Regions from separate parts of the Mus musculus genome. Here all the other regions are linked to region 2. A link is a loop called in an ENCODE intact Hi-C map of the cell type or tissue named here. Cell type or tissue: left cerebral cortex. All regions are shown on one strand. Each heading gives the region's core, and the rest is flanking DNA. Links, peaks and the distances in the headings are about the cores only.

The links. Hi-C counts contacts between places; a loop is a spot of excess contacts. Peaks named below come from ENCODE experiments on the same cell type or tissue, not always from the same donor. Only the 100,000 strongest peaks of a DNase experiment are listed, where the experiment ranks them.
Region 1: it touches region 2 in a loop (4-fold over the local background); 17 of 42 quality-filtered maps call a loop at or near these places.
Region 3: it touches region 2 in a loop (3-fold over the local background); 16 of 42 quality-filtered maps call a loop at or near these places.

The regions. Positions count from the first base shown.
Region 1 is chr3:21,931,460-21,938,556 of GRCm38, reverse strand. All of the region lies in intron 3 of Gm31813 (a long non-coding RNA gene), which reads left to right. Among named protein-coding and RNA genes, the nearest start is that of Gm31813, 29 kb to the left of the region's middle. In left cerebral cortex, for the core only: a CTCF peak has its summit at 3,589; DNase peaks (open chromatin) are centred at 1,514, 2,465, 2,879 and 3,598; H3K4me3 peaks cover 1,346 bases; H3K27ac peaks cover 2,870 bases.
Region 2 is chr3:22,186,665-22,193,761 of GRCm38, reverse strand. Tbl1xr1 (transducin (beta)-like 1X-linked receptor 1) reads right to left here. Exons shown (of 16, transcript NM_030732.3): 4 at 5,251-5,396; 5 at 3,772-3,994; 6 at 2,715-2,847; 7 at 2,229-2,370; 8 at 1,679-1,742; 9 at 1,495-1,592; 10 at 594-654. Among named protein-coding and RNA genes, the nearest start is that of Tbl1xr1, 110 kb to the right of the region's middle. In left cerebral cortex, for the core only: a CTCF peak has its summit at 3,055 (motif pointing right); DNase peaks (open chromatin) are centred at 2,231 and 3,056; H3K27ac peaks cover 300 bases.
Region 3 is chr3:20,652,549-20,659,645 of GRCm38, reverse strand. No RefSeq gene overlaps it. Among named protein-coding and RNA genes, the nearest start is that of Gm31466, 150 kb to the right of the region's middle. In left cerebral cortex, for the core only: a CTCF peak has its summit at 4,178; DNase peaks (open chromatin) are centred at 3,549 and 4,077; H3K27ac peaks cover 733 bases.

The DNA of each region.
Region 1 (7,097 bases), core at 773-5,772, 260 kb after region 2:
GTTCTGAGCATGATAGATAGCACCCGCAGTTCCTGATTGAGGATACACTGGGAAGAAAAAAAACCAGCTTTTGATGGGTTGAAATGTGATGCTGGATGCCAGAGAGGTGGGCTTGGGAGCTGGTTCCAACAAGCAGCAGTTGTAACACCTTTCATGCTGTGCCGGGTGGCTGCGGACTGCCCTGTCTTCTTGGAGCTAGAAGAGCGTCCATAAGGCAGGGTGGAAATCTGACTCACTGGCACACAGTTACAGGCGTTTGTCTCTGATTCTGACTTGGAAGTGACTCATGGGTTGGAAAAAAACCTTTTGGAAGCGAATGTTAGGGGAATGCAAGGCAGTTCTGCCTTGACTGAACTTTATCCTAGGATACAGTGTGGGCCTGCGCGCCTCCCATAAACTCTGGTAACCTTAGACTGCTTTAGCCTTCCTCCTTCCACAGCAGGGAGTCATGAAGCCTGACGACTCACTCCTTTTCTTCAAGATTCGGATGAAAAGCAATTTAGAGGGAGATATAATCTCTCTTTTTCTATTCACTCCAATAAGCACTAATTACCACTAGGGCAGGGCAGATGGGCTTCTGGAAGTCCGAAGCAATATGTAACACTCTTCCTTTACATTTACCGAAGTCTGGGCTTCCAACAGCTATCGGGCTACTTTCCTGCCATTCAATCCGGGCCCCTGCAATCTGCAGTAGATTTACTGAGCATCTGGTTGTGGGAGTTAAGGCTGAGGCACAAACACTCTGGGAACACAGCTCAAAACAGTGGGGCTCACACGAGGTCTGAAGAGCTAGTTCTGAGAGCTTGGGCAACGTGGATTAAGAAATGCAGTTTGGCTTTGAGGGTTGTGGGTAGATATAACTCAGATATAAATTAAGTTAAACAATAAGGAGACATTCATGTGTTAAAAACAAACAAACAAACAAACTAGGCTGCCACAAGGAATATGAGGCAGGGAGGGCTATAGCAAGGTCACAATTGTGACCCACAACCTGCTGGCTTCTCGGCTTTGTTCTTGTTTCCTTCTCTGACTATCTCTGTCTTCATACTGGTTGGTCTCTCCTGCATTAGGCCAGGAAATGGGGTCACATTGAACTTTTTAATTTTTTTCAGTTTCTGCCTAGGGAGTTGTCTTTTACACTTCCAGTTTCTAGTTCCCTAAGAAGGCTTCTGATTGGATTAAAATATGTCAGCATTAGGATCCTAGGCTAATCCTTTAGGGCAAGGTAGGAGAGTGGGGTGAACTAGGCCCAGTGTGGTCTCCACCCCCTGCACTAAGTGATTCTTTTGGGATCCTCGTGGATTTGGAGCATCAGAAGGGGGTGGAATTTAGGAATCCAAGGGTCTGTACACTGTTTTCAGAAACAGGGACAGGGGCTCTGACCCGACAAGTGCAATGTTCCCAAGAAAGAGTGGCCCATTTTAAAAAAGGGAGACAGAGAGACCTTTGCAAAGTCTAGATGTATGACTCCCCAGTTGCTGAGAGGACAGTGGCTGTCCCAACTTCACTGATGTGGCCACCAAACAGGTTGAGCCCTGAGCCCAAGCTCAGAAGCCTTGAATAGACCCCCTGTCTCCAAAGCACGAGTTTGCTTTCCTTTCTGCACAGGCCCCGCCCTCCCCTTCCAGAGCGAAGACTCTTGTGGCCTTTGCACACACCTGGGGCAGGGGAAGCCGATTTCTGGTCTGGGACAGGGGACAGCCAGGATCCAAGCTGGGTATGCTGGATGTGCGAGAGTGCTAAAAGAAAAGCCAGGGCTCTAGAGACAAGGAGACACCAGCTGGGTGGCACAGGCCCCACCCTAGTTGGTAGCAAAAGTCGGGGGAGGGGAGGTTCTGGGTCTTTCAATGCAAATATTGTTAACCTAGCCTTGAACATGGTCCGAGTACCCGATGGTCAGTTTGCAAGGTGGGAACAGGAGCCCACACTGTGTACCTGTAAGGAAACATGTAAAACATGACCCACAAAATGTCACCAGAGCTGAGGAGCAGTTTCGTAGAGGCTCTCTGAAGAGAGAACTCTACAGGAAAAAGGGACCTGGAGCTTTCCAGATATTGAGGACAGTATCTTGTGCGTGTTGGAGTGTAGGGGGCGGGATGGGGCAAGGCCTTTCCAACCTCCCCTACCTTGGTGACTGCTGCTAGCTTTGTAATCTGCTCTGCCACGTGGTGTGCGCTTGGAGGTAGGTGGTGGTAGCAGTTATATCGGCCAGAGGAATATTTGGCTAAACATAACATTGAAACCCCCCTCTCCCTAGCCCAGGCCCCCTCTTGACTCGGTGAAGGCGATCCTGATGCGGCTGAGATCCATCCAGCCTGGCCAGGCAGCCGCCGCGCCTCCCCTCCCCCGCTGGACTGTGAGCCCATTTTCGCTCGGCTGGTCTCTGCGCCGCCGGATGGATGGCGCCCCACCCCCCCTCTCCTCTGCTCAGTCATTCAGACTTGGAAAGTCAATAACACGCTGACATCATCAGGGGTTTGTGTATTATTACACGGCTACTTTCCAGAATACCTGGCATTATCTAAGAGAGGAGCACTCGATTGCACCAGCAAGGCCCCGAGCGGAGTCTGCAGCCCCGGGGAGGCGCGGCTGCTGCGGCCAGGCCCTTTTTTTCCACAGGGAGTACCTCCAGGGCACCAATTAGGAACAGATGGTGGCTTCTGCTCTAAAAGCAGATGCACTTTAGATATCGATACAGATTCATTTTGGCTTGGGGGATGTACTCAGAAGTCACCCTCAAGTGACCTCCATTTCTTCTGAAAACACACGTGCCCTGACTTTTGGTCCTTAAAGAGCATTTTCAATGATTCTCACACAGGCAAAAAAAAGAAAGGCATGTGCTCTAACCAGAAGCCAAAGCCTGCCTCTTGATGCTTAGGAGTGGGGGTTGGGAGGCGGGTGTTATGCAATCACCATTGCGGGTGATTAGGGCTTTGCTTTGCCTCCAAGGCTGTTTGGTGGTTGAGTTTCTCTTTAAGCTTACTGCAGGGCAAACGCACAGAAAAACATGGCCCAGATTTATGGTGCAAAACTGCTCTCCGAGTAAATTGCCTTAGCATTCTGTTTCGGTTCTGGAGCAGAGAAGAGTAGATGGATTTGGGGTTAATTAAGATCTCTTTATCATAAGTTCCGGGGGTTACTTTGCCTAGAGTGAGGGGTTTATTTATTTATTTAGGTTTCTTTCTTTCTTTTTAAAAGTTTATTCGTTTAAGTAGTTTACTTCTCTCCCCCTTGCTGTGAAGGGTACATGAAAGGAGCTTTGATACTAATTAATTGTATAGATGGCTGCCACTTTGTTTTAGAGAACACATTCACATATTAAAGACAATACATCCAATAACTCACGCAACATGGTGCCTTTTCTGAATAGCCAAACAGGCTATTTATTTACAGACACAGGACTGGTCTCCTTTAAGTTCTCTTCAGTATTTTTAATTGGAAAAAAAATAATGGCAGCCAGCCCTAATTTGGAGAATGACAAGGGGAAGGGCTGGCCCTCCTTCGCCTGATCTCACCCCCCCCCCCCCGCCCCCCCTTGCTCCCGGCAGGGAGCTGCCTGATCTAAAGTCCTTAAGTTTCCCCTGGAGGAAGCAGAGCAGACAGCCTCTCACTAGTAAGGGTTTCTCTTCCTGCAGCCAGTCCTTTCAGAACCTTAGGGCAACTTCCCCCTAAATGCTTTGACAGAGAGCAATCTGAAGCTGCCATTTCTCAAATCCAGCCACAGCTGGGATGCACAAAGCTAGGAGTCAGGGCAAAAAAATCTCCAAGATGGCCCCCTGATAGCCCTCCCTAGAAGTGTCTGAAATGGTGAGACGTGCAGAAAAGTGGAACTTATGGGGTCAGGAAGAAAATGAACCCTCATTTTGGGGCCTAGTTGAAACCTCTAGCCAGCCGAAAGCAAGATTTTTTTTCTTTTTAAAGTTAAAATTTGCTGTGAAAGTTGCTGTCATACAAACAATATTCCTGTGTATGTGTCTGAAGGCCCAACATGTGAAGGTCACAGGGCAACCTCAAGTGTCCTTCTTCACCAGGTGATCCCCAGTTTTTGCTTGAGATGGGGGTTTCTCAGGTTTTTTGTTGTTTTTGTGTATGGGTGTTTCTATGTATGTATGTATGTATGTATGTATGTATGTATGTATGTATGTATGTGCAAGGGTCTATTGTGGTCAGGAGAAGATGTTTGATCGACTGAAGCTGGAGTTTTCAGTGGTTGAAAGCTCCCAGATATAGGTACTAGGGACTCATCTCTGGTCTTCAGCAAATGCAGCAAAGGCACTTGCGTCCTACCTCTAGCTTCTGGTCTGCTCCCTGAAGTAGGCCAGGTTAGATGGCCAGAGGGTCCGCCCACCTGCCTGCTCCTACCTCCCATTTTGCCATCCTGCAGGTTTCATGGTAATGCCTGACTTTCTGTGTAGGTTCTAGGGAATCAAGCTCAGGTCCTCACACTTGTGAGGCAAGTGCTATACTGACCGAGCCCTCTCCCCACCCCAAAGATTCTTTTCACATAGAAATACTTTGCCAAATTAGCAATGAATCATGCTTAAGTCCTAAGCTTACATTATCTTGAGGATGGCTTGATTTTTCTCTACAGAATATTGTTTGGAACGCTTACAAACAAGACTGTTAAAGCTGGTGAGACAGCTCAGTGGGTAGCGACGTGGGGGTGGGGCTTTGCAAGCCTGGAGATCTGAGTTCCATCCCCAGAACCCATGTGGAAGGAGAGAACCAACTCCGGACTTCTTCTTTTACCTATACATGCACAGCCTGGGATGTGAACCTTTATACATATATCGTGGAGATATATGATAATACATTTCTAGAAGTAAAAGATGTTAATTTGGTTTGCAGTGGAAATATCCTTTCTTCTAATATCCCAGTAACTCAGGGTTTATGTTAATCTTATCCATTGTAATCCTGTCATAAGGTGCCCAGGAACCATTCTGGGATCTCATCTAAATTCCTTGAAATAAATAAGATTTATTTAAATCATGCAACCATTTATATATATGTGTGTGTGTGTATATATACATATATATATATATACATACATATATGTGTGTATATATGTGTGTGTACATACATATATATATACATACATACATATATGTGATATATGCACACACATACACACACACACACAATGACATATATATCATATATATGACTATTCTAAGGCAATAATGTAGGCTCTTCTTCGAGGAGCCCATATCCATAAGCAAGCTCTGTTGTATCTTATTCCCCCAACCCCGAAGTGCTTGTCTTTTCTGTTGTTAAAGAATATCCAACTCCATTTCCTATTGGCCCCTCTTGAAATTTTTTTCTGCACGATCTAGTTTTACCTAAGTCTGACTCTCTGAAAGAGTAGGTTAGAACGGAGTCTCCTTTGACTCTGGACAGTGTAGACAGTACATGTATTTCCCCTTTACCTAGCCTTGGACTACTTATTTAGGGGTTTCCCACAGCTTAACAACGAGAAGTTCTGACCTTGTGCCAGGCCTCTTTGGTTTTTCAGGGTGGAGAGTCTCTTAAACCAGGTATGTCTAAACAAAGTCTATGCTAAAGAACCACACAACCAAAAATATAAGTAATCAAATGTAGTCTCCCCTCCCCCAGCCTGAAACCTGCTTGCTCAGGGGTGGAGCTTCCTGCTCATTTGTTCTGTCACGCCCACTGCTGGACCATGCCGCTTTGCTGTTGGTGCCACCACGTGTTCACCCTACTACTGGACCCCGAGATTATTCGGCGGGAATCGGGTCCCCTCCCCCTTCCTTCATAATTGAGTGTTGCAACAGTAACAACTGAGCTTTGATCAGAATGACTGTCTTAGCTACATTTCTTTCTCTCACCACCTAGCCCCTCTTCTCTTCCAGGTTTCCAAAATGCCTTTCCAGACAAAAACCCAGGTTGTGATCCGCTGGCCGGACACAACAATCAAATCAAATCAATCAATCAATCAATCAATCAATCAAAATAAGTTTATGATTTGGTGCTGGGATGCATTCTGTTACCCTCTGCTACATGTGGCCCCTTGAAGTGGGTTGGACATGTCGAATAGCACGGTTATTTGCTAGCTCATCTGATCCCCCTGTCTTTGCTTGAGCCCCTCCTGGCCACAGCTGGATGATAAAAGACTAATTGTTGGACAAGGATGCACTCCATCCATCTGGTTCTGGGTGATGATTTTCTGTACCTGGCAATCACCTTCTTACTCTCGATTCCGGCCTGTTTAGAGGGACACAAGCTAGAAGCTGGTTTGTGCAGAACCTACCACAGGAAGTCATTCCTCCCCGTGTTCTGTTTGGAGCATCTATGGTCAGGAGTGACTCTGGTATTTCTCTATTTTCTTTGGAAAACAGAGGTTTCCCTCTGAACCTTTTCTGTCAAATATTTGCCAACTGGCTAGCACTGGGTGTACTTTGATTCGCAGGCTTCTTCTCTTTTAGATGGGCCAGGCGCAGAGTATTCAACTATGCCCTTTTCTTTGAGGAAGACCATGGCAATGCCAATTTTTCACCAAAACTTGAGGTAGGTCTCACTGTGCTGCTTCGGCTGGTTTCACACATCTCAGTTCAAGCAGTCCCCCAGCTCATCTCCCCATTAGGTGAGACTAGAGATGTGAACGGCCATACCCAGCTCACTATAGTGAGTCAGAAATAACCAGTGTGCTCACATCTATTGCCACCCTACTCACATTAGCTAGGCCTTGGAGTCAGCTTAGATGCCCGTCAGCTGATTTATGGATAATGAAAAGGTGAGGTAACCCAGGCTCAAAAAGACAAACACGGCATGCCCTCTCTCATATATACATCCTAGCTTTTCATTTTTATATATGTCTACTTATGTGGGTGTAAGTGTGGGTAGAGGCCAGGAAACAAGAAAGGGGCACACAAGTTGGAGGGAAAAAGCTTCAAGGGAGAGGGCTAGGGAAGGCAATGGGACATAGGAGAGCTGAAAGTGAGAGGAGGCTGCAGAAGTACAAGTGGGGATGGGAGAGGGGAGAAGGAAGGGGAAGAGGGAACCAGTTCAAACTAATTAAGTCTGAGAGCACCATAAGGAAACTTGCTATTTTGTATGCTAATTAATACATAAATTGCAGA
Region 2 (7,097 bases), core at 978-5,977:
CCTCCTTGCCTTCTCAGACACTGTGGTTCCAGGCTGAAGGCAATGAAGGCACTGAGCTGCATGCCCAGGGTACTTCCTGTACATCACACAGGAAGAAACCCAAGAGACACGGAGAATACCCATCCTTTATTTCACAGACAAGAGAGGTCAGACCTAGACAAATCAATCTAAAATGCACAAGATGGCAGCAACATGTGAGCAGTAAGCAGTTTAATTTATTCCAAGGCATTTTTTTCTTGTCCTTGCAATAAATAAATAGCTATCAAAAGCCCTCATTTACATATAGTGAAAGTGTAGCTATAAAGGTGAAGTGACCTGAGAGCTTATCAAGTGGAGAAAGTACATTTATAGCCAGATCTTTCGACTCTACAGTGCTACCCTCGCTCCATCTTCCAACTTTACATCGCACTCTAATTACACAACCTGGTTGCTTTCTTAGGGTACATATCTTAAAAACAAAAACAAAAAGAAACCCTGCTGATCCTCTGAGGAGAAAGCTATGGAATGCCTCCCAAGAAACCAGCACCAAGAACACTGCCTGATCCTTGAGGCCCTGCGTGAATTCTGAAGAGCTCGCTCATCAGCTGATTTACCTGAATGGAAAGGAAACTGCTGCTTGGCTTCACCAGTATGCGCATCCCAAATGATGGTGGTCTGAGATTAAAAGGAGAAGAAAAGTTAAAGAGTGTCTGAACAGCAGAATGGACACCTGACTGTATCAAGGCGGAAGGATGCTGTGTAGTGAACTCCACAGGCAATGTTTTTATTCCTCACAGCAGCCCAGGAAAAAGGATCATGATGCAGCTTCACTTTTCTGTGGTGGTTTCTCGCCAACTTATTTCCTACAACAACTCTTGTTTGTCAACAAAGAGTCTGCATTGAATTAGACTATTTAATGGCTATCACTGCAATGGTGCAAGATTTTCCAGCTCAGGAGTTATAAGGAGGAAAGTGCTTGTTATAGTAAAATCACCACTAAAAGATTTCTTTTACTTGGACCTCCTATGAACCCCCCGCCCCCGCCCCCAAAGGCCGTTTACATTTTGATACCACTTAAAGCAGGTCGTGAAACTGCTTATGAAAGTGCCAAGTGCTGGCTTTTCCCGAATCCTTCATCTCCCTTTTAAAAGTGTTCACTGAAAATATGAGTCTCAGCCAGTTCCTGTCTCCTTCCCCAGCACTACCCAACTGATTAAGAGCCTGGGCGTTGCTGATGGAAACAGCCACGGCTGCCCCTGAGAAAGCCTGAGAAGCACCAAGAACTTCATTCCATGCTTCACGAGAGTCAAACCCCAGAAGAAAATGAGGAACGGTCATAGCAACACAGATACAATGAGCAGACTCAGGAAAACAAGTAGACAATATAAGACATTTCTAGTACTGTGACAAATTCATGCTTGAACGAACTCAAGTCTGCTTCAGTGATTAGCAGGAAAGAAAAAAATATTACTTTCAAATATATTCTTGATAGAGCTTGGCTGAATGTTCATTTACCTTATCTACGCCAGCACTTAGGATGAAATTTCCTTTCTTATTCCATTTTAATGCAAATATAGGACCTTTATGCTGCCCCAAGGTGCTGGCAAGATTACCTAAATTAAAAACAAACAAACACACACATTAAAATTACTTCAAACTTTTAAATTTAGAACATCAATAAAGTTAGAAAATGTCATACCATCTTTAGTCCATATTCTGGCAAATCCATCATATGACCCAGTTGCTAGAAGTGTACCTTCACTCTGGCAGAGAAACACATTTTGTTTATTACACAACTCAAAAGGCCATTTAATTACTACACACATGTTGCCTGTTTAAGTCCCAGGCACAAAAGACCCTGATCTATGTGTAAGTGCCAACAAAGGCTGGCAAACCCCCACCCCCTAATGAAGGCGGTGTTCTCGGACAGGCCAATCCCAGTGTGTGCACCGGCAGGAAGTGCTGTGGAGCAGGACTGCAGTCCCTATGCAGAACATTTTCACAGGTGACCATGAGTGAGGATGGGGCAAGTGTAGACCAGGAAGGACAACATAAAAATGATACCATGAGAATGCTTTTTATAAGAAGTAAAAAGCAAAGCCTACAATTCACTCCTAAATTCTGATTAGGATTTTAGGAATATGGGGCCAGATTGAAGCTAAAATTGGGATCTAATTTCAAGATTATATAATGCCAAGTCCTCAAATGTCTTCATTCACAGACCATTTATGCAAGAACAAAACACTCACATTCCAATCTAGAGACGTGACATCCTTGTTACTGGGCACGTCCTGCCCTCCTTCCCGTATGCAGTGTCTAAGCACGAGCTGCGTAGGGCCACTCGTGCTGTTCTCACTGAGGTTCCAGATTCTTGCCGTGGAGTCTCCAGACCTTCAGAGTCAAAAAATCGGCTTAAGTCTTCATATAAGCAAGCATTCCAGAACCCAAGCCATACATTTAACACCTGAATAAGAAGTAGACTACCAGATATAAACATTTCTAATATTTCTCTTTTAGAGCTCCTACCAAGTAATAATACTAACCTACTAAGGTAAAATGACCGGAAAGTGAAATCTATGTAGCAGTCCTTTTGTTGAGGTATTCTTAGATGCCATTGTCATGCTGCACGTGACATAATCCCAGGACACAGTGCATCAACAAGGCAAGGTTACAGAGTAAATCCTGTCTAAAACAACAAAATACTCAACAGCTAGAAAGCTCTTTGAAAAACCTACCCTGATGCCAGGAGATCACTAACAGGGTTCCAGGCACAGATGAAAACTTCAGATTCATGGCCCCGAAGCACAACCGCTTTATTGGAAGGGATTTCCACATCCCCATCTACTTCCATCATGTCAGTGTGATTATCTGCAGCATGAGAAGTAGCAGTTCTGTCAGAAGGTAAGCACATTTCTAGCAAGTATGGCTGTACTAGTTTTAAAAGTGTGAGTGTTTATGCCCAGAGAATGTGTATGTGGAAGTGGTAAAAAAAAGAAAGGGGGAAAAAGGGCTATACCTCAGCATGGCTGAATTAAACAGCCTGTAACAATACTATTCTGAGTTCTGCCAGTAGGGGTTGCTGATATCATTTCTATAGCATGAGTCATCTTTATTGCTCACCATCAGAGCCTTGCTGGATGTTTATAACAGGGACTACTAGAAATTTTACTTAGAAATCAACTGCAGATGCAATGTTCACTTAAGAGTAGAAAGGGGTTTCAGAAACATTTAGGAACAAACAAACATTCAGTGTATTTAGCTTTTTAGAATCTTAGGTAGAAAATATGAACTGTGTGATGCACTATACTGCCTGTTTTTGTGTGTCAACTTGACACAGCTGGAATTATCACTCAGAAAGGAGCTTCAGTTGAGGAAATGCCTCCATGAGATCCAACTGTAAGGCATTTTCTCAACTGGTGATCAAGGGGGGAAAGCCCACTGTGGGTGGTGCCATCCCTGGGCTGGTAGTCTTGGGTTCTATAAGAGAGCAGGCTGAGCAAGCCAGTAAAGAACATCCCTCCATGGCCTCTGCATCAGCTCCTGCTTCCTGATCTGCTTGAGTTCCAGTCCTGACTTCCTTGGTGATGAACAGCAGTATGGAAGTGTAAGCTGAATAAACTCTTTCCTCCCCAACTTGCTTCTTGGTCATGATGTTTGTGCAGGAATAGAAACCCTGACTAAGCGAAGCATGTTGGGGGGTAAAGACAAACACTGGCTATCAGTACAGCTCTAAGGATGGGGCAATGGAGAACAGTAGTGTGTGCTGAGCATCTCCAAGCATTCTCGGCTCACTTGCGATGGTATGTGCTCCATTCTCCTCCCCATTTGCTGTATTCTCTCCATTTTTTGCAGATCCTTGCTGGTTAGTGGCGGCAGCAGCGGCAGCGGCTGCGGCTGCATGCTGCTGTGCAAGCTTGTCTCTGTAGGCTTGTTGTCTTGTTTGGACTACATCGGGCATAACAGCATCTATCAGGGACAGAGACTCGATGGGTCGACCATCAAATAAGGTGCCATCCTGGGGTTGGAAAACCGGGAAAGAAAAATGAGATGTAGTCATGAGGTTAACAAACATTCCATTAACAAAATGAACAACTTCATTCTAAGGAAACCGTGAACGTGAGCAAGAAGGAGGAAGGGGGCAAGAATGACAAAGATGCAAACAGCCACCAACTGTCACTGAGGTCCTGCTGAACTCTGCACAAAGACAAACCAATACAAGAGGCCATTCACAAAAGCTTAAAGATAATAAAATGATAATGTATAACATCCAGGTAAGAAAAGCTGTTAGTAAAAAACACTGACCAATATGAATATGTCATACCACGGGATCCAGGCCTTGGAATAAAGGAAAGCACCTGTACTGACCGGGAGCAGATCTTGACCTTACTGGTTTTCTCTAAACATTACAGGATGATCATACACAGAAGTCATCTAGATGTGTGTGATACACAAACTTGACATTAGGAGTAAATGAAGGGACCCACAGATAATGCTAACTGTGGCAATGTGGTAACCCACCGCTGAGGATACCAAAAGGGAACTGGACTACTTTAAACAGCTAAAATCTTTTCATTTACTTTTACAAAAAAAAAGGGGGGGGGGGGGAGGGCATGTGTTTACCTCTACATATTCCGGCCATACACTAAACATTGTAGCTACAACAAAGTTCTACTCAGAAAGAACATGCAGTGTGTGCTTATGAATGCTTTAAAGGCTGTAAGGTCCTTGTTACAGCGCCTCATGTTCCCAGCAGCTACCCAGTGACAGTCCAGAACTAAATGAGCTCGGCTGTGCTACAAAGCTAATTTATAGAATCAGGGAGCAGGTAAGATGGCCTCAGGCACAAGTAGCATGCCAACACCAGAAATAAACACACTACTTCCACATGAACCTTGGACACGAAGCTCTGAGAATCAATGTTGGCATCAATTATAAATAAATTGGCTTCCAACATCAGGGTACATGAAACTAACAGTGTTTTTTTATGTCCTTGCCATCAGTTTGTTCTTAGTACTCTCCAGCCAAATTACTTATGTGTTAAACATGATTTCCTTTGCTTACATACATACACACACACACACACACACACACACACACACACACACACGCAGAGGAATAGTCTACAGAAATTATCCGCTGGTATGAAGACCAGTACAGTTATGAAGAATAATTTTAATCTGTCTGAACCCATGAAGTCAAGGTCAGATACTCAATAAACAACCACATTTAAGAATCAGAATCAGTGTTTGAAATGGAACTCATCTGCCTTACCTCATTTATGCTAACTTCTGCCTCTACATACTGCAGGCCTTTCTGGATGATAGAGATGAGTGCAGCGGGTGGAACCAGGGCACCATTTATGTTGGACTGACTTATATGGCTCTCTATACCAAAGGTAAACGCAGAATGAGAAAATCCTAAAAGCAAAGGAAACACTGTGAGAACTTATGTTGCTAGTAACATCACATTAAATTACAAACAGAAAAAACTTTGTTATCTTTTATAATTACATATCATCACTTGACGGTGTAAATGGACAACTAAGAAATGATTGAAAATAAAAATATTAAAAGAGAAACTTGCCAGCCTTTTACTTTCCCTTGCTCTCGGCTACTGTACATGTGGCTTCTAATGGGTTGCATGTCTTCAGGTTTTCTAACTGTACAACAGTAATACAACTTTCCTCAAGAAAATGCATCAAATGCCAAACCCTGAGAAGCTGTGAGCTACAACACACTTCACCTGCCTCATGAGACAAAAGCAAACCAAGATTCATGCGACACATCATAGTTCTGTGGCATATTGAAAAAAAAAAAAAAAAAGACTTAGGAAATAAATCCAAACTAGAAAACAACACAAACAAGACAAAATAACGCAGCCTGGGGCAGCCGATGTGAGTGGGCCAGCAGTGCCTGCCTACCATGCATTTAGATTCTGGGAGCAACACTGCCAAGCTGTGTGCAATGGTGCACACCCATACTGCCAGCACGCAGAAGTGAACAGGTGGGAAGATCGGACTTCAAGATTATCTTTGACTACGTAAGAGCAACCTGGGCTGTATGAAACTGTTTCCAAAGGAAATATACATCAAATTGTAACTGAATTCATACATTATTTTTATATATATTTAGTGACTAAAAAAATATTACTATTTTACGTAATAACTCATCTAAAGTTTTTGTTGTTGTTTCTCTAAGATAAGGTTTCTCTGTATAGCCCTGGCTATCCTGGATCTCACTCTTCAGAACAAACTCGCCTTAAACGCACAGAAATCTGTGCCTGCCTCTGACTGCTGAGTGCTAGGATCAAAGTTGTGTGCCTCTATCACCCGGCTCTAAATAAAGAACTACAAGATGAAAGTACAGTTCCTAGGCCTCCTTTAACAATTAGTTCCAGCACTCAGGGGACAAGCAGACTACCGACCATATTCCAGTGGAGGATTGGGCCACAAAATTAAGTAATTAAAAATTAAATAATTAAAGAAAAAATACTTAAAAACATGAGGGTACATAGCCAATCTCTTGATATTAGCCTCATTCATACTGTTACAAAAATCTGGTCCAGATAGCAAAGTGAAGTTCCAGTAATGGACAGGGTGGTCACTCTCTTTACTGAAATTCCATAACAGTTTACCAAGTTTTAAAAGACTGCATGATTCCAGATACCACTTGACTGGGAAAGGCTCAGGGGTGGCTAATGTATGCATGGTTGTGTTCTCAAAGCTTCTACTTCTGCCTTAATGGCCCACAGTGGGAGAAGGGAGAAAGACATTTCTCAGAAATCTTGCTTTTAACTTCATGATTTTACCCACAGACTAGCTTGTGATAAAGGATATTTAAGAGTTTTGTGTTTAACTAGAGATCACAAAGGTGGCTGAGGCAAATGTGGCATGAGATGGAAGACACCATCCTGAAACATTATCCTTCAGAAATTCCAAAGTCCTGAGTTTGGCAGGGCACACAGCAGAAAGGCAAGACCAAGCACTGGAAACACTAGGGAAAATGGCGGGAGGTGAGGAGATCAAGTTGGAGACATGGAGACAGGAGATTCCTGTGTAAGGAACAAAACACAGGCCCTCAGTAAGCTCTTCTCCCTGGAAAACCTTTGACCTAGAAGAT
Region 3 (7,097 bases), core at 1,212-6,211, 1.5 Mb after region 2:
CAGGGTGTCCAGAGTTTAAAGACAGAAAACCTTATACAAAGCTGAAACTATAAGCAGTCTATGGACATAAATATAAATTATGTCATTCTTCAACCTGAAGTTAATGGGTCAAAGGCAACGAGGTAAGGAATCAGTACCCAAGTTCCCTCTGATCTTAGAGGTTAGATGTCACCACCCTTTGTTTCTAAATTAAGTGTGTCTTCAACATGTCCTTATAACTCATTTTTTATTTCATTTGTTTTAAGATATATACTTAGTGTATATGTGTATGTATGTGTGTGTAGTGTGTGTGTTTGTGGGTTCCTGCTAAGACCAGAAAAGGGTATTGGAACCCTTGGAGAAAGAATTCTAGGCAAATTCTGAGGAACCTGATATGAATACTGGAACCATAACTTGGGTCCTCTGCAAAAATAACAAGGACTCAACCTCTGTGCTTTATAGAAACTCTTTTTAAAGCTGAACTCTCAGAAAACATCTCAATTATGATAAAACATTACAATTACTTTCTTTTAAAAGATCTTTATATATGATGTGCATATATCCATGGGAGCTGTTGCACATGAGATTGCAAATGCCTGTGGAGTCCAGAACACACATGCCATCATATGCTCTGGAGATGGAGGCACAGGCAACTGTGAGCTAGCTGCCTGACATGGGTGCTGGTAACCAAAGGGACCCTCCACAAGAGCAGTAAGTGTTTTTATGCTTTTACCTGCATCTCTGCCATGAATCTGAGAGCAAGTAGAGAGGTATAAGAAGGAGCTAGAGGGGAGTAGAAGGAAGAGAAATGATACAATCACTATGCATTTGTGTATAAAAATCTAAGAAAATTATAAACATTTATATGTTTGTGAAAATATCAAAAGAGGAACACATTTTCCTTTTACTTTTTAAAATTAATTTATATTTTACACTCCATATTCTATCCCCCCATCCACCCTCCAACTGTACCACATCCCAAACCTTCTCCCCACCCCCCTCACCCCACCTGAACCTCTAAACTACCTGGGGCCTCCAGTCTCTTAAGGGTTAGGTGCATCAACTCTGAGTGAACACAGACCTGGAAGTCCTCTACTGTATGTGTGTCGGGGCTTCATATCAGCTGGTTTATGCTGTCTGTTTGGTGGTCCAGTGTTTGAGAGATCTCAGGGGTAAGGGTTAATTGAGCCTGATGGTCCTCCTACAGACTTGCCCTTCTCCTAGCTTCTTTCAGCCTTCCCTAATTCAACAACAGGGGTCAGCTGCTTCTGTCCATTGGTTGGGTGCAAATATCTGCATCTGACTCTTTCAGTTGCTTGTTGGGTCTTTCAGAAGGCAGTCATACTAGGTCCCTTTTGTGAGTGTTCCATAGCCTCAGTTGTAGTGTCAGGCCTTGGGACCTTCCCTTGAGCTGGATCCCACTTTGGGCCTGTTGTTGGATCTTCTTTTCCTCAGGGTCCTCTCCATTTCCATCCCTGTAATTCTTTCAGACAAGAAGTCAGACATGTGACTATGTAATGGCAACCCCATCCCTCACTTGATGTCTTGTCTTCCTGCTGGAGGTGGGCTATATAAGTTCTCTCTTCCTACTGTCATGCATTTCATCTAAGGTCTCTCTCTTTGAGTCCTGAGAGTCTCTCACCTCCCAGGTCCCTGGTGCATTCTGGAGGGTCCCCCAACCTCCTATTTCCTGAGGTTGTCTTTTTCCATTCTTTCTACTTGCTGATGCTCAGGGATTCAGTCCTTTTTCCTCACCCAATACCAGATCATGTTCTCCTCTCCCCCCATACTTCCCCCCCCCCAAACCTGTCCACTTTGCTTCCCAGGTCCCTCCCTCCCTCCCCACTTGTGATTGCTTTCTTTTCTCTCCCAAGTGGAACTGAGGCATCCTCACCTGGGCATTTCAGCTTGTTGAACTTTTTGAGTTCTGTGGACTGTATCTTGGGTATTAGGTACTTTTTTTTTTTCTAATATGCACTTATTAGCGAGTACATGCCATGTACATCCTTCTGGTCTGAGTTACCTCACTCAGGATGGTATTCTTCTAGTTCCATCTATTTGCCTGCATTATTTGTCCTCATTCTTAATAGCTGAGTAGTTTCTGTCATGTAAATGAACCACATTTTTCTGTATCCATTCTTCTGTCGTGGGACATCTAAGTTGTTTCCAACTTCTGGTTATCACAAATAAGGCTGCTATGAACATGTGCCCCTGTAGCATGCTGGGGCATCTTTTGGGTATATTCCCAAGAGTGTTATTGTTGGGTCTTCAGGTAGATATATTTCCAATTTTCTGAGGAACCTCCAGATTGATTTCCAGAGTGGTTGTACCAGTTTGCAATCCCACCAGCAATGGAGGAAAAAGGAGGAACACATTTTCTTACATGTGAAAAATCATATTAAGGTCAACATTCAACATTAGAATTTTTATCAAATGGATTTTTATTAGACTGTGACCACCTTGACTTCTTTGCATATCATCTGTATCTGGTTCTGCACAAGTGGTCAAATGCATGACTGCACATGAAGAACAGCATAGACCAAAATAAAGTGAATAAAACTTGCTGCAAGTCAACTTAATATCAGACTCAGCAAATACATTTTCAACCCTTTTATAGAAAATATTTTCACCATTGTAATAATGAATAGCAAAGTGAATTATTTTAAGATATAAAGTTCTCAAAAGACCCATATGCAATGATGCTATTCCACAAACAGTAAGCATGTTGGCCTGATTCACTATAGTATCCTATATCACAATGGTCACACATCAGGTGCTTAATTTCTTTCAGCATCTACAAATAAACACACAAAACACTGAGTACCAAATTGTAACAACTTTAAAAACAATGAACTATTTTCAGTGACTGATATATTTATTCATTTTATAAATACTTATATTTGAGCCTCACTATTATAGCCCAGGTAAGTTACTGAAAATTATGCCTGCTGTGCAGGGCTCAGAGAACTCACTTTATCTGTTGTTGGTTCAGAACCAGTAAAGATTGTTAGATGTTGGAATGATGAGATCTGGCATAGGAAAGAACTTAGCTGTTGAGCAGCAGAGATATTCAGGAAGAATAAGGGGAGTGTTGCTTAGAAAAGGAACCAGAGTGTTCAAGGTGAATTGTCAAATGCAAAAGTGTAAGATCTATAATTCCATTATATTGAAAAGATCCATTTGTGGAAAAGGTCTTTAAAGATTCAGGCAAAGCCAAGTTCAGCAAATATGAAGGTCAGGCTGCAGTGGACTAAAAAGTGAATTAAAACAGATGATAGATTACTATTAGAGATGTGGAAAAACAGAGGAGAGAGATTAGGCAGTTGCTTAATGAAGAGGCAAAGTTATTTTTTCTTTCATTTTAAGTTGGGGAAGTTGGTTGAGAAATGCTCAAATATATTTTAAAGATTGAGGGAAATGAACCTGCAGATGTGTGAGGGAGTAAGGGGAGATTTACTGGTTGAAAAGCTAAGCAAGTTTTGGCAAAAGTGAGAGAAGATGGCACCATAAGGACAAGCAGAGTTCAGTTACAACTAATCATGAAGAAATAACTTGGATGGCAAGTGAAGACTAGCACAGAGAGCTGAAGGCAGGGGGAGCTCAGCCAGTAGGGTCCAGTCAGCATCCTGTTTCTCTAGAGTAAGAGGGCAGGGCCATGGACCAGAATTGAATGAACAGGAGTGAAATGGAGCTGAAAAGATGGGTTGTTTATAAGTACAAATATCCCAAATGAAGAACCAGACAACTCCTTCCTCTGCCTCTGGTCACTATCGTCTAAGCATCATGGAATGTCTAGGTGAATCATTATAATCTGCACAGTGATCATCTCAGAATGACCAACCTCAAACATCTGTTCCCACTATATTGGGAGTATGATCGTGATGCTGTTTTGTTTTGTCATTTTCTTATGTTTTTGCTACTATCTTTCTTTTATATGTTGTTCTCAACATTATGTAACTTGGGGGAGGTTTTCTTACATTTTTCATGCACCTACTCAGCTGACAGCTTCAATTGCTGCCTAATTCCCCCTGGACTTTGTGTTTGAGATTATCATCCTGTCACGAGCACCTTTCTCTGGCTAGGTCCACCTCCACCCCCACCTCTTTTTCAGTTTTATGGGAAGATTGATTTTAAGGGTTTTATAGATTTTATCATTGAAAACATCTTTCATTTTTAACACTCTATTGCCCTCTAGAGTAGATGAAGGTGTACAGCAGCAAATTCTGGTAAACTGCAGGATAGTTTGTGTGGAAAGGCTTTTTCTGAAACTGCAGCTATCCTCATTAAGAAAACATCCATTGAAAAGAGTGTGATTTTATTGAATGCATAATTGAAATAAATAATTCAATTTCCATAATAGACACATGGGAAACTGAAGAGTCTGTGCTCACAGACTTCCCTATAACAGAAAACTTCTCAAATAAATTGGGCTCAGAAATAAATGTCTATTACTTTCTGTTTCAAATTTACATAATTATCTTTCCCCAAAGAATGGAAATATCTTAAATAAAAAATATGTTTTCTAGTTTTCCAAACATATGCAGAAAAGGAAGAAAATTGAGATTAAGAAGGTCAAGTGTCATTAATATTATAGCAGAAGATGAAGTAACCAGAGCTCATTTCTTGAGGCATCCCTTCCTCTTTAATATGCCTGCATTTTACAGGTGACATCTCAGAGATTCCATATGCAGATCTTTGACATTTAGCTTAGGGTCTTCTTTGCTTAATGCTGTGTTTCTTGACCTGATAAAAGACACACGGTAGCTAAGTGACAATGGGAAGTGGTTCCTGTTGCAATCAAAGCAAGCAGCAAACACACAGCTATGTGTTTTGTGAAAACAACACTTAAGCATTGAGCTGGACACTTCTCCACAGCTTCTGAACTCAGTTATCTGGCAAACGCCAGTTTCCAAGAGTAGTACAGAGCCTCTTAAATAAAAATAAACCAGGGAATTTCAAGTCCCATTTAGCTAAAAAGAGTAAGATCTTACTATCCAAGTATGATTCTATGGCGGCCATTCTCATTCATATAACCACACTCATTCACAGTAAGCTCAAACAGGTATTGGATTTTTTAATATAAACACAAAAGCCATTTTCTCTTGCCTTAAGCTTTGTCCTTCACTTCAGAAGTTGCCAGTTTAGTTTTAGAAACAGAGAAAAATACCTAAAAAGAGGGGAAATATATTTACCCAGAAGAGAAACGGCACTGAGCTTTGTGATGTAAAGATCTTTGCTGACATAACCTGGAAAAATGAGGGAATTTAGAAATTTTCTCATGGGGAAATTTAGAAAAAAAAATGTATTAAAAGGGATTCAACACTAAACTGAGGTGTTTGTGCAGTGGGGAACACAACAAATCAATAGAATCTGGTTTTAGGTTGTTTTGTTTTGATTTTGTTTTTCCTATGTCTAGGGAAAAACAAATTGTTTCATTCTTATTCTTTGTACTTGTGTGTTTTCACCCAGAAGAAAGAGATGTCCTGGTATAGGCTGAGACTAAAGGTAGAAAAATACAAAAGGAATAAGAAGATACAGAAATGATTCATGGAAAGAAAGGCTACATACATACGCTTGAAATTAGGCTTTGTATGAAATAAATCAAAGTAAGGTTTAAGGTATGAAATAAGCTTCATAAGGCAGAAATTTGTAATCTACATTTAATTATTAACAGAAAAAAAAAAGCCTCTGGCAAATGTAGTGTGTACCTTCTACTACGGTGCTTTAAGCTCCAGGCCACCACCATGGTTCCCTTGGATCCCCCGATAAAAGACACACACACACACACACACACACACACACACACACACACACAGTGCTCATTTTGAACTTGCCTTATGGCTCGGCTGCTGGGCTCTTCTAAGCCTCCTCCAACTAGTGTGGTTCAGTGGCTTGGCTTTTCTAAGCCTCCCACACCTATCGTGGCTTTTCCTTTACTCCCTGCTCAACAGCCTACATCTGCCCTTAGCTTAGTTGCCCAGTTACCTTCTCTTGGCTCAACATTAGACATCTACCCTCAGCTTAGCTCTGTTTCTAATCTCCAGCTTAGGGAAGCAGTAAATAGTCACATGGCTGGTGACTCTCCATCCCTCCAAACCCTTTCCTCCTCCTGTGTCTCTTAGCCTGCCTGAGGGATCTTAAGCCCTGCCTCTTCTGCCCAGCCATTCACCATTAGCATCTATATTGATTAATCAAGAACTAATTGGGGGAATAGGACCTTCATTGTTCACACACAGATTCCCAATTAAAGCATTAGAACCTACCCCGTACAAGCAAGCCTAAGTGACTGCACTCATAGTGCTGAAACAAAATAGCAGCATCTGGGAAGTTTACAAATAGCAAAAGGTAATTTATTACCACTTTAGAGACTGAAAATCTGAAGATCTAATTCCTCATTCACAGGATAGCAAAGTGAGTTTGAAGGGACAGAAGAGAAGAAAGAAGGCCAATTCTACAAACGCATTCTATAATTTGACACTTCGTGGGCATATATGATTAAATGCATATTCATTTCGGGTATGATACCAACAGAGATTTAAGAAACTATTACATACACCCAAGGGGCAAATATAAGAAATTTACCAGGATTACTGACTAGAGCATAGAAAGATATTCTATCTATCTTACCATATTGTAGGTGGCTTAAAAAAGCTATATCACTGGAAAAATCTACTTCAGTATGAGACATGATTCTCGAAAGTTGTTTACCTTGAGCTCCTGCCCCACTTACAGGCAGCTCTACTAAAAGTCCCCTCTTTCCTAGCAGTTATTACTGGTGGAAAACCTTTAGATGGACCCAAAAATCATGTAACTTTCTGAACTTCCTGAGTATTGTAAATTTCATGATTCTCCCTCCTGCCTCCAGGATAGAATGTCCTAGTTTAAAGAAAATGGCACAGCTAATGAGACCAGCCCTCTCAAAAAGACAAAGTCTAATTACCAAAACATTTCTCAAGAGGCTGACCTCCAAATCTGCTGTATTGGGGATTAAGTTTTCCCATACATGAATTGGAGGAGACACATTAAGATTATAGTGCAACCATCTTGGAAGAGGCTATTTTACACACACACATACAAAAATGACCCCCAAACCAGGGCCTGGAGTGATGGTCCCAGTG